2 separate regions of the Homo sapiens genome follow, and region 1 is linked to region 2. A link is a loop called in an ENCODE intact Hi-C map of the cell type or tissue named here. Cell type or tissue: PC-3. All regions are shown on one strand. Links, peaks and the distances in the headings refer to the core of each region. The heading gives the core; the rest is flanking DNA.

What was found. Hi-C counts contacts between places; a loop is a spot of excess contacts. Peaks named below come from ENCODE experiments on the same cell type or tissue, not always from the same donor. Only the 100,000 strongest peaks of a DNase experiment are listed, where the experiment ranks them.
Region 1: a loop joins it to region 2, with 2.9 times the contacts of the local background. A loop is called at or near these places in 1 of 110 quality-filtered maps.

What each region holds. Positions count from the first base shown.
Region 1 is chr4:175,710,395-175,714,800 of GRCh38, reverse strand. All of the region lies in intron 1 of GPM6A (glycoprotein M6A), which reads left to right. Among named protein-coding and RNA genes, the nearest start is that of GPM6A-DT, 78 kb to the left of the region's middle. In PC-3, for the core only: no CTCF peak of the experiment used is centred there; no DNase peak of the experiment used is centred there; H3K27ac peaks cover 467 bases.
Region 2 is chr4:175,870,031-175,874,436 of GRCh38, reverse strand. It overlaps a transcript of GPM6A not described here. Among named protein-coding and RNA genes, the nearest start is that of GPM6A, 60 kb to the right of the region's middle. In PC-3, for the core only: no CTCF peak of the experiment used is centred there; no DNase peak of the experiment used is centred there; H3K4me3 peaks cover 516 bases; H3K27ac peaks cover 550 bases.

The DNA.
Region 1 (4,406 bases), core at 116-4,115, 160 kb after region 2:
GTAATTAGTAATATATTTCTTAAAAAAAAACGGTCTGAATGTTAAATATTAATCTTAATAAACATTTTCATGATAGCATTTTAAACATAAAAATGTCACCATTCTTCTGAAAAATTCATAATAAATAGGCTTTCATGTACTCTGGCAGTATCTACTGTCAATAACCACTTGAGAAATTGCCTGACTATAATTATAGCTCTTTCATATGATAGCTGTGGAGACCACACCAGGCAATGCATTGAAAGTCTTGGTGACCAGGTATGGTGGCTCTCCCCTATAATCCCAACACTTTGGGAGGCTGAGGCAGGAGTATCCCTTGAGTCCTGGAGGTCAAGGCTGCAGTGAGCTACGATCACACCACTGCACTCCAGCCTGGGCACAGACTGAAACCCTGCCTCTAAAATATAAAAATAAAAACAAAAAAATAAAAAAGTCTTGATATTGTTTCTGATGCCTTGGAACTGTTAAAAAAATTCTTGTTGATATAGTTATAAACTGTATATGTTGTTTAATCATTCGTTCAAATTTCTTAGAGTAATTCCTTATCTTTGTATTAACATGCATATCCTGGTTTATCAAATACTTTTAAAGGATTCAGGGCATCTAATGTGATTTTATAGAATACTGCGTGGCTTGCATATCTTGTAGTATCAGAATGAACTGAAGAACTTGATAAAAACCCACAAGATTCTCAACAGAGGACATCTAAAAATCTATTTTTGACAGCACCCCTGGTGATTTTGATACCCATCCACAAATAGGTAACTACCAAAAAAATTAAAAGATATTATTAAATACAAATATGATAGCAGAAGTTTAAATTTTCACAGAAGGACTAAAAGACAAAAAAAAATCTATGACAAAGTAGAACAAACAGACAAAAGATGGAAATTGGAGAGAAAAGATAAGCAACTTAGAAGATCAGACAAGGAAAACCAACAACCGCTATCAAAAATAATGAGATTCAGCAAAAAATGCAGTGAAAATGCTCCTCCATTTTGTACTAGAGGATACAAAAATGCCTTTGAACGCTGCGAATTTTTTCCTGTTTAAAGATGTTTCTTTTAAAATTAGTAACTGATTTGTTTAAGCAGAGTATTATAGCCATGACTACAATGTTTAAGATAAACACCTGTCATTTGAGTTTGTTTTTGGTAATGCCTCTGTGTTCTTAATGATTCAAATATTTACTTTGACTTTGTGCTCTTTTTAGGCCAGGACATATTTAAATAAGATGTTAATAAAAATTTAACAATATTTAAGGATTATTTGAGCTATATTCTAAAAGGCTTTAAAAATAGGGACTATCAGGCAGGGCTCCGTGGCTCACACCTGTAATCCCAGCACTTTGGGAGGCTGAGACAGGCGGATCACAAGGTCAGGAGTTCAAGACCAGCCTGACCAATATGATGAAACCCCGTCTCTACTAAATTAGCCAGGTGTTGTGATGTGCACCTGTAGTCCCAGCTAATCTGGAGGCTGAGGCAGGAGAATGGCTTGAAATCGGGAGGCAGAGGTTGCAGTGAGCCAAGATCCTGCCATCGCATTCCGGCCTGGGCGACAGAGTGAGACTCCCTCTTAAATAAAAATAAAAATAAAAATAAAAATAGAGATTATCATGTCATTCATTAAAGGGTTAACTATTAAAGAGTGTGTTTGCTAAACATTTTACAGTATAAAGCCTTCCTCAGAAGCCCAATTTTGAAATATCCTTACTCATCTTTATGGCATGTTAGACTTTATGCCAGGGAGCTTTTTAGTCTACTATTCTTTGGATAATTTTGAACTCCAAGCCCACGGTCACTAATTCTGATGTGCTGATGAGCACTGCAATCCTGGCTACACCAACTGGACACTAAAGATATCACAATATTGGATGTTTTCTTACGATGTTTTTGGGAATTTTTCTAAAAGGTGCCAGAACTTTCTAATTTTATTTCTCACTGGTATATAGGCTCAAACAGAGTAGAGACCATATTTTTTGATCACTTCTGTATACACAGTGTGTAGAAGAAACAGGTGCTCAAGAAACATTCTCTGAATATTAACGTAGTGATTCCGTGCCCATGCTGCTAGCATAGGCATAGAAAAAAGGAGTGAGCATGTGAAATAAACTTATTACAGTCAGGTCTTGATTTAATTGTTCTCTTATTTCTACCCAAGGGACATGTTTCCCTCAGTGTTAGGATAAGAGAAAGTCAGGTTGGCCTCACTCCACTAATATTTCCATAGACACAAAAAGGTCTTAAAGCTAACTTCGAATTGTTACAAGTTTTCAGAAATAGTCCTCTAAATAAAAGCATTTGCTTTAAATTTAGTTGAAAGCACTTCTTGTTCCCCTTCTCTGATGATGACTTTTTCTAAGACACTTATTGTCCATGACCCCAATTGCTCTAGCTCTTCTTTATTAATTTGGAGCACTCTGGGGGCACCACGAGCCAGCATCAGGCCTCCTGGCTCTGCCATAGTGTGGCCGCAGGGCAGCAGGAGGTAGTGGGGGCTGTAAGAGCTACAGGAAGGGAGGAATTCAGCCCCAGAAGCAAACTCAGTGAGTGCTACCAATCTACAGACTCATGCCCTTAACTCTAGGAAACCGTTTTATATTAATTATTTGGTAATTTGCTAATCTTCATTTTCACTGCTTTATTGATGAATCTCATTATATTCAATTGTGGTGGTTGTTCTTCCTTGTCTGATCTTCTAAGTTGTTTATCTTTTCTCTCCAATTTCCATCTTTTTGTTCTACTTTGTCATAGATTTCTTTGTGTGTGTGTGTGTCTTTAAACTGTGAAAATGTAAACTTCTGCTATATTTCCATTTAATAATAGCTTTTAATTTTATTGCAGTTGCCTATTTAGAGCATCTATTTATTGTAGGAAAAAACTGTTCTTGTCACATGACCAGGAAAGATTAGGCTTGCAGACACATATAAGGGTGATGAGTGGAATTCATTGAGCGAAAAGGAAAAAGGAAATACAACTCAGCAAAGTGAGATGGAGTCCTGCTAACAGGCTCTCTACTTCACCAACTGAATCCCAGATTACTACACAGGGACAGAAGAGGCCAGCCTCCCCACCCCCCACCCAAACTAGCGAGAACTTCTCCAGGCCCAACTCCATCCTCCGAATGCACAAGACAGCTGGGGATTCTCTGGGGAGCCCTTTTAACTTGGCTGTCTCAAATTCCTATTTTAGGTAAAAAGAAATACATCCATTTTGTTTAGAATGCAATATATTTTGTAATATTCTAAATAAATATATAAATATATACATACATATATGTATTTATATATACAAGTATATAAATATATTATATTTATATATACATGTATGTATGTGTGTGTATATATATATATATATATATATATATATATATATATATATATATATATTTGGTGTGCCAGTGTGCCCTTTTTAAACTCTCTTCAGCTGCCTGCTTTATCTTTTATTTCTTGGAATTTCTTTTTTGCTTATTTATTTCTGTTTCTGTCTTCCAAGTTGGAGGCATTCCTCAAATACCTAGTGGTTGTCTCTTTCTAATTAAGAGTGAATTACCAGTAGTATGGTAGATTAAATAGCAAGAAAACCTTTTTTGTTCCCAAACAATTGAAGTTTTGAAACAAATATGCTTGTGTATTTAAAATATGCTCATTTAAAATATAGGTACAATTAAAATATAATTACTTATATATGTACACATGTATGTACACATTGATGTACTGTCAAGAGAGTATGCAGAACCCTCAGAAGCCAACAATAAAGTTAAAGGAGAAGTTCAGGGAGCTAAGCAAGAAAGCACTGCAGACAGCAGCAGGGCCTGGGTCGTTTTCATATTCCTGGTCTCCTTGGGCTTCACATTGGGTGTCCTGGTAATACAGGTTAGGAAACAGAGCTGAGTTCAGCCTGAGACTGGAGGTCAAGTTGGAACACACAGCATAAGGGTCAGGACTCTAAAGGACTCTGTGAAAGGCTGAGACAGGAAAACAAAATTAAACAAAGCAAAAAATTACAGAACAATAATAGTAACAAAAGTTGTGTGTAAGGCAGAAAGGAAAATTTACATCTTTTATACCTTGAGTGAGTTGAGGGGGAAAATATGTCTCCTGAGAATTTGGTACCACAAGCCAGCTCTCCTGTGAGTTGGTGATGAAAATTTCTGCTACTTTCAGAAACCGAAAAACTCAAGTCTTGGATTTAATTTAAAGGAAGTCACTATAAATTTCAGAGGATTGGCATCCTATAGACCATATTCCCTAACAATAATGCAATAAATATACAAACAGATAACATACAGAAGATTTAAAAAGCTTTCATATTTGAAAACGAAAATAAATAATCCAAGAAAAAAACGACTTATATGTCAAAAAGAGATCTCAATAAACTTTAGAGAATACTTAAAACTGAACA
Region 2 (4,406 bases), core at 121-4,120:
ACAGTCCTCTGCCCATCTGCAGCCTCACTGAGCGTCCAGAACCCCGTTGGCTGTAGGTCTTTTCTTGAAAAATAGTTCCCTTTTCAGCTTTTGCAGCATTACATTCAATTTTTAAAATGTCTCTGACTTCTTGTTTTCTGTATTTCTCCTGGAACTTTTTCTTTCTCTAACAAATTACATGTGGGTGCTCATCAATGATAGCATCCTTAGATTTGTCATTACTTCTATTTCTTTATTCCACAATCTTTATTGACCTGCGGAACATGAAGATGTGCGGCTGAGATTCCACCTGCCGTAAGGAATATGGTGCTCCGTGTTTCCCTGGTGCTGCCTCACGTCTCTTTCATGAAAGTTACCATTTTCTTTTTACACTAGCTAGTCATGTATTTTTCTCTAGTTTTCTATGGATTGCAATTTTCTGGAGTTTATGGGACTCTTTTATTACTTTGTTTAATATATGACAGGTGCTCAGTCAATAATTGTTAAATTAATAAGTTACTACAGGGGAAAATAGACACCCTAATAAAAGTCTGTAGAAAGATGGACTATAATATAAACAAAGATAATTAAGCATAACTTTATGACACACTAAAGTTTTATGACTGTAACCACAATTATTTACTGAGCTTCCTGAATACAAATATTTGGATTTGTTTCCATATTGAGAGTCTGTAATAGTGAGGAGACCAAGAGATAATTTTACATATTGTTATCTCTTTTAAATATTGGGGATTCATTTTAAAATTACGCATCCTGAAAATAATGGGAGAACAAAGTTTTTTGTAACAGAAATTAAGTGCCTTTTTTGGAAAAAGTAAAATTAATTCATTAATAATTGTTAGTTGTCTATGAGAAAACAACAGGGCCAGTCTTTTAAATCTTTGATTTATCATAATTACTCTATTTATAGTTTGGCTATGTTTTTTATCAAAATATATTTCCCATTGATTTGTGGAAAATATAATAACATAGCTGAATAGCAAATAAATGATTACATATTTTTAAAGTGTGAACATCTGCACTTGGAACATTCACACATAGAAGAAAATGTGATTGTTTTCTGTAATTATAATTTAAATAATATTTAATACAAAATGTTTACAGTGTTTTTTTTTCACAAGGCACTTGTCTTTCAGTCTTGCTGATAAATTTTCTAGACCTAAAATTAGAAATGACAAAGTACTTAATGTAATAAAGGAATGCCTGTGTGTGACATTTAAATCTGAGTACCAGGTAAATGATTTTTTTTAGGACCTACTTATGTTACTTCATTAAACTGAGAAAAAAACACACATTGTCCTTCATTACATCTGAAAATTAACATATCTATCTATCTAATCAATTGAACATAGCTAAAACACACACAGACCCAGATAAATAAAAATAAAATTGTATTATTTTATTTAATATCTTATTCTTCTTCCCCCAAATACCTTAAATAAAATCAGCAGGTATCTACTTGCCCAGTGAACAATTCCATTTCTTTTGATCCCTTTATGAAGGTTAATTAGTATTTATCTGTAAACCCAGAGAGTATAGTTTAATTCATCCTAATAAGACTTGTTAGAAAGAACTCTGATGATCACATTTTGGTTTCACAGAAGTGTAAATTTTAGAATTTTATTTTCACAGGAGCGTTATACCATCTGTCTACATGTTAATTTATTGCTTCAAATGCATTAACTTCTTTGCACCTTTTATTTGTCACATAAATTTCGGCATTGCTTACATATTAATCCTTGGGTTCCTAGGCTGGCATTGGAGAAACTTTACTGTAAGTACTCAAAATAATAACTCAACTTTAAAGATGGGAGTATTTATTAATATTATATTCACTATGATCAAAGGAATTTATAATGTTTCTTCTAATTCTCAAAGAAAGCCAAGTAAAGAGAGTTTATTATACAACCTTTTGAAATATCTTAATTTCTTTCTTTGCCTTAGTTATGCATACTTCAATTTGCATGGCAACTCATCATACCCACATTATAGGAATATTTTAGTGTGTCCTGGGTTGAAGCCAAGATGGCTGATGCCTCAGACAGAAAGACACACATCAAAGAAGCCCTGGAAGCAATTTTAGGAAGTTCCTGGAAATAGAGGAGAAGGGTGTAAGTCTGGAGTAGAGTAGTGAAGGAGGAGGTGGAGACAAGTGTTCAGGGTGACACCACGGTGCAGAGTTGGTTCCAGAGAGCTTGCAGAGGTGTGTAGAACTGAAAGGCATGAGCCACACCCTGACAAATGTAGACCTCTGTAAACTGTGCAAAAATGAGAGAAGATAAAAACATGTTACTTCTAGTATTGATTTCAAATGCTGGCTTGGCTAATTAGCCAGGAGGAGAAGGAAAGGCCAATAGAAGTAAAATAATAAATATGTGGAATCTCTGAGGTGAAGAAAAGAAAAAAACCATAGAGAGATTGTGTTTTATAAGCCATAATTGTAAATTCCCAGTGGAATGAGTCAGACATTTTCTCTGGAATGCATATGTCAGAGATAAAAATAATGTGTTAGTTGAGCTTTAGTAATAAAATGATCTATGATCTCCTTGGGAATATCTGGAAGGAAAAAAAAGAAATAAAATTTTTTATTTCTGCAGCAAAAATTGCGAGCAGATCACAGCTATTCTCATACAAAATGGTCACTAGAGATTGTATTAGTCCAAGGTTAAAGAGTCATAATGCTATTAATTTTGCACAAAGACTCTGAAATAGGCAATATTCCTATACGGGAGAAGTAACAGCATAGATAACCCTGGGATAGAAGAAGTCAGAATAAGCCAAAAATGTTGTGTTGGTGAATGAATATAGGGGATAGTGTCATTACTTGAGAATCAAGGTAATGAGTAGAAAAGAGAGAAAGCTATTGTGACCAGGGTTAAAGGGAAGGCTGAAAAATATTCAGAAATCAGGAGGAAAGGCAGCTACTTGTTAGTAAGATTGAATTCTTTCTTTATTTTTATTTTTTTTGAGATGGAGTCTTACTCTGTCGCCCAGGCTGGAGTGCAGTGGTGCAATCTCGGATCACTGCAACCTCCGCTTCCTGGGTTCAAGTGATTCTCCTGCCTCAGCTTTCCAAGTAGCTTGAATTACAGGCATCCACTACCACATCCGGCTAATTTTTGTATTTTTAGTAGCGATGGGGTTTCGCCATGTTGGGCCAGGCTGGTCTCGAGCTCCTGACCTCAGGTGATGCGTCTGCCTCAGCAACCCAAAGTGCTGGGATTACAGGCCTGAGCCACTGCGCCTGGCAGACTGAATTCTTTTGAAGACAAAAATTCCAAAATTTTGGTTCGAACTGTTTGCTCAAGGTAAAGATAAAGTGAGAAAGATAAATAAGGAAAGACTGGAGAAGCACCAGAATACTCTAGCATACAAATAAACCAAGCAGGAGGCATGGGATTAAGAAGATGAATGGTTCTAAAGATGCCCTAGAAATATGATATTAACATGATTAAGATAATAATAATAGGTACTCACATTTATTGAATCTTTCCTATTTGTTTGTCATAAATGTTTTGTGTGATGGGTGCTTTTATTTCATTCTTACAACATCTCTTTAAAAAGATACTTCTTCTAATCCCTGTTTTATAGAGAGGACTTCGAGGCTTTGAAAGACCAAAGTAGTTGTTCAGGATTAAAGCTAGTTAATAAGGGAAACAGGCTCCCAACTTAGCTGTCTAACCATAGGAGAACCCTAGGAAACAGAGTTATACACAGAAGAAAAGAGAGATAGTTTTCCCAAAGAGCAAATTTTCACCATGACATAGGGTGTGGGAACAAGGAGAAGTTAAAGGAGAGAAGCGATGTAGTGTAAGAGAATATATTTAAAAGAGGAAATTCTCAGGGTTCTAGATAGCAGTCCATAAGGAGAGCCATGAGATTTAGAATGTAAAGTAAAAACTTAAGAAGCTTTTAATTGCAAAAATAAATATTTTATATACATTATTTTTATTGTTGTATCCTCTGTATTTGGCATAGTGCCTGTCACATAGTAGGTACGTAATAACATTTTGAGTGAATAAAGGAAACCTGATGGTTGAATGTTCAGTGTCAACAAGGTAGCCTAAGATGCTGAATTAAAGGGCTTAGGATAGCTTACTTACACAGGGACTTTTTAATAATGCATTGTTGTTTGATATTTGAGGAATTGAATTACTGCCCTGAAAAAAATTGAAAAAAAAATTTGACTTGGTTCAAGAAAAAAGCAGATCTTGTATTTTAAAGTGAAGTTTAGATGCTGTATTCTGGCTCAAGGAAACTAATAATTAAGGTCAATGACAAAACACATCAAAGTGTTGTATATTATTTGGAATTATAGCACTAATCACACTATACTACTATGGCAATTCAGTTTGTTAATTAATTGGTGAATAAAAGAAAGTAAATAACATGCCTAATCATGGAGA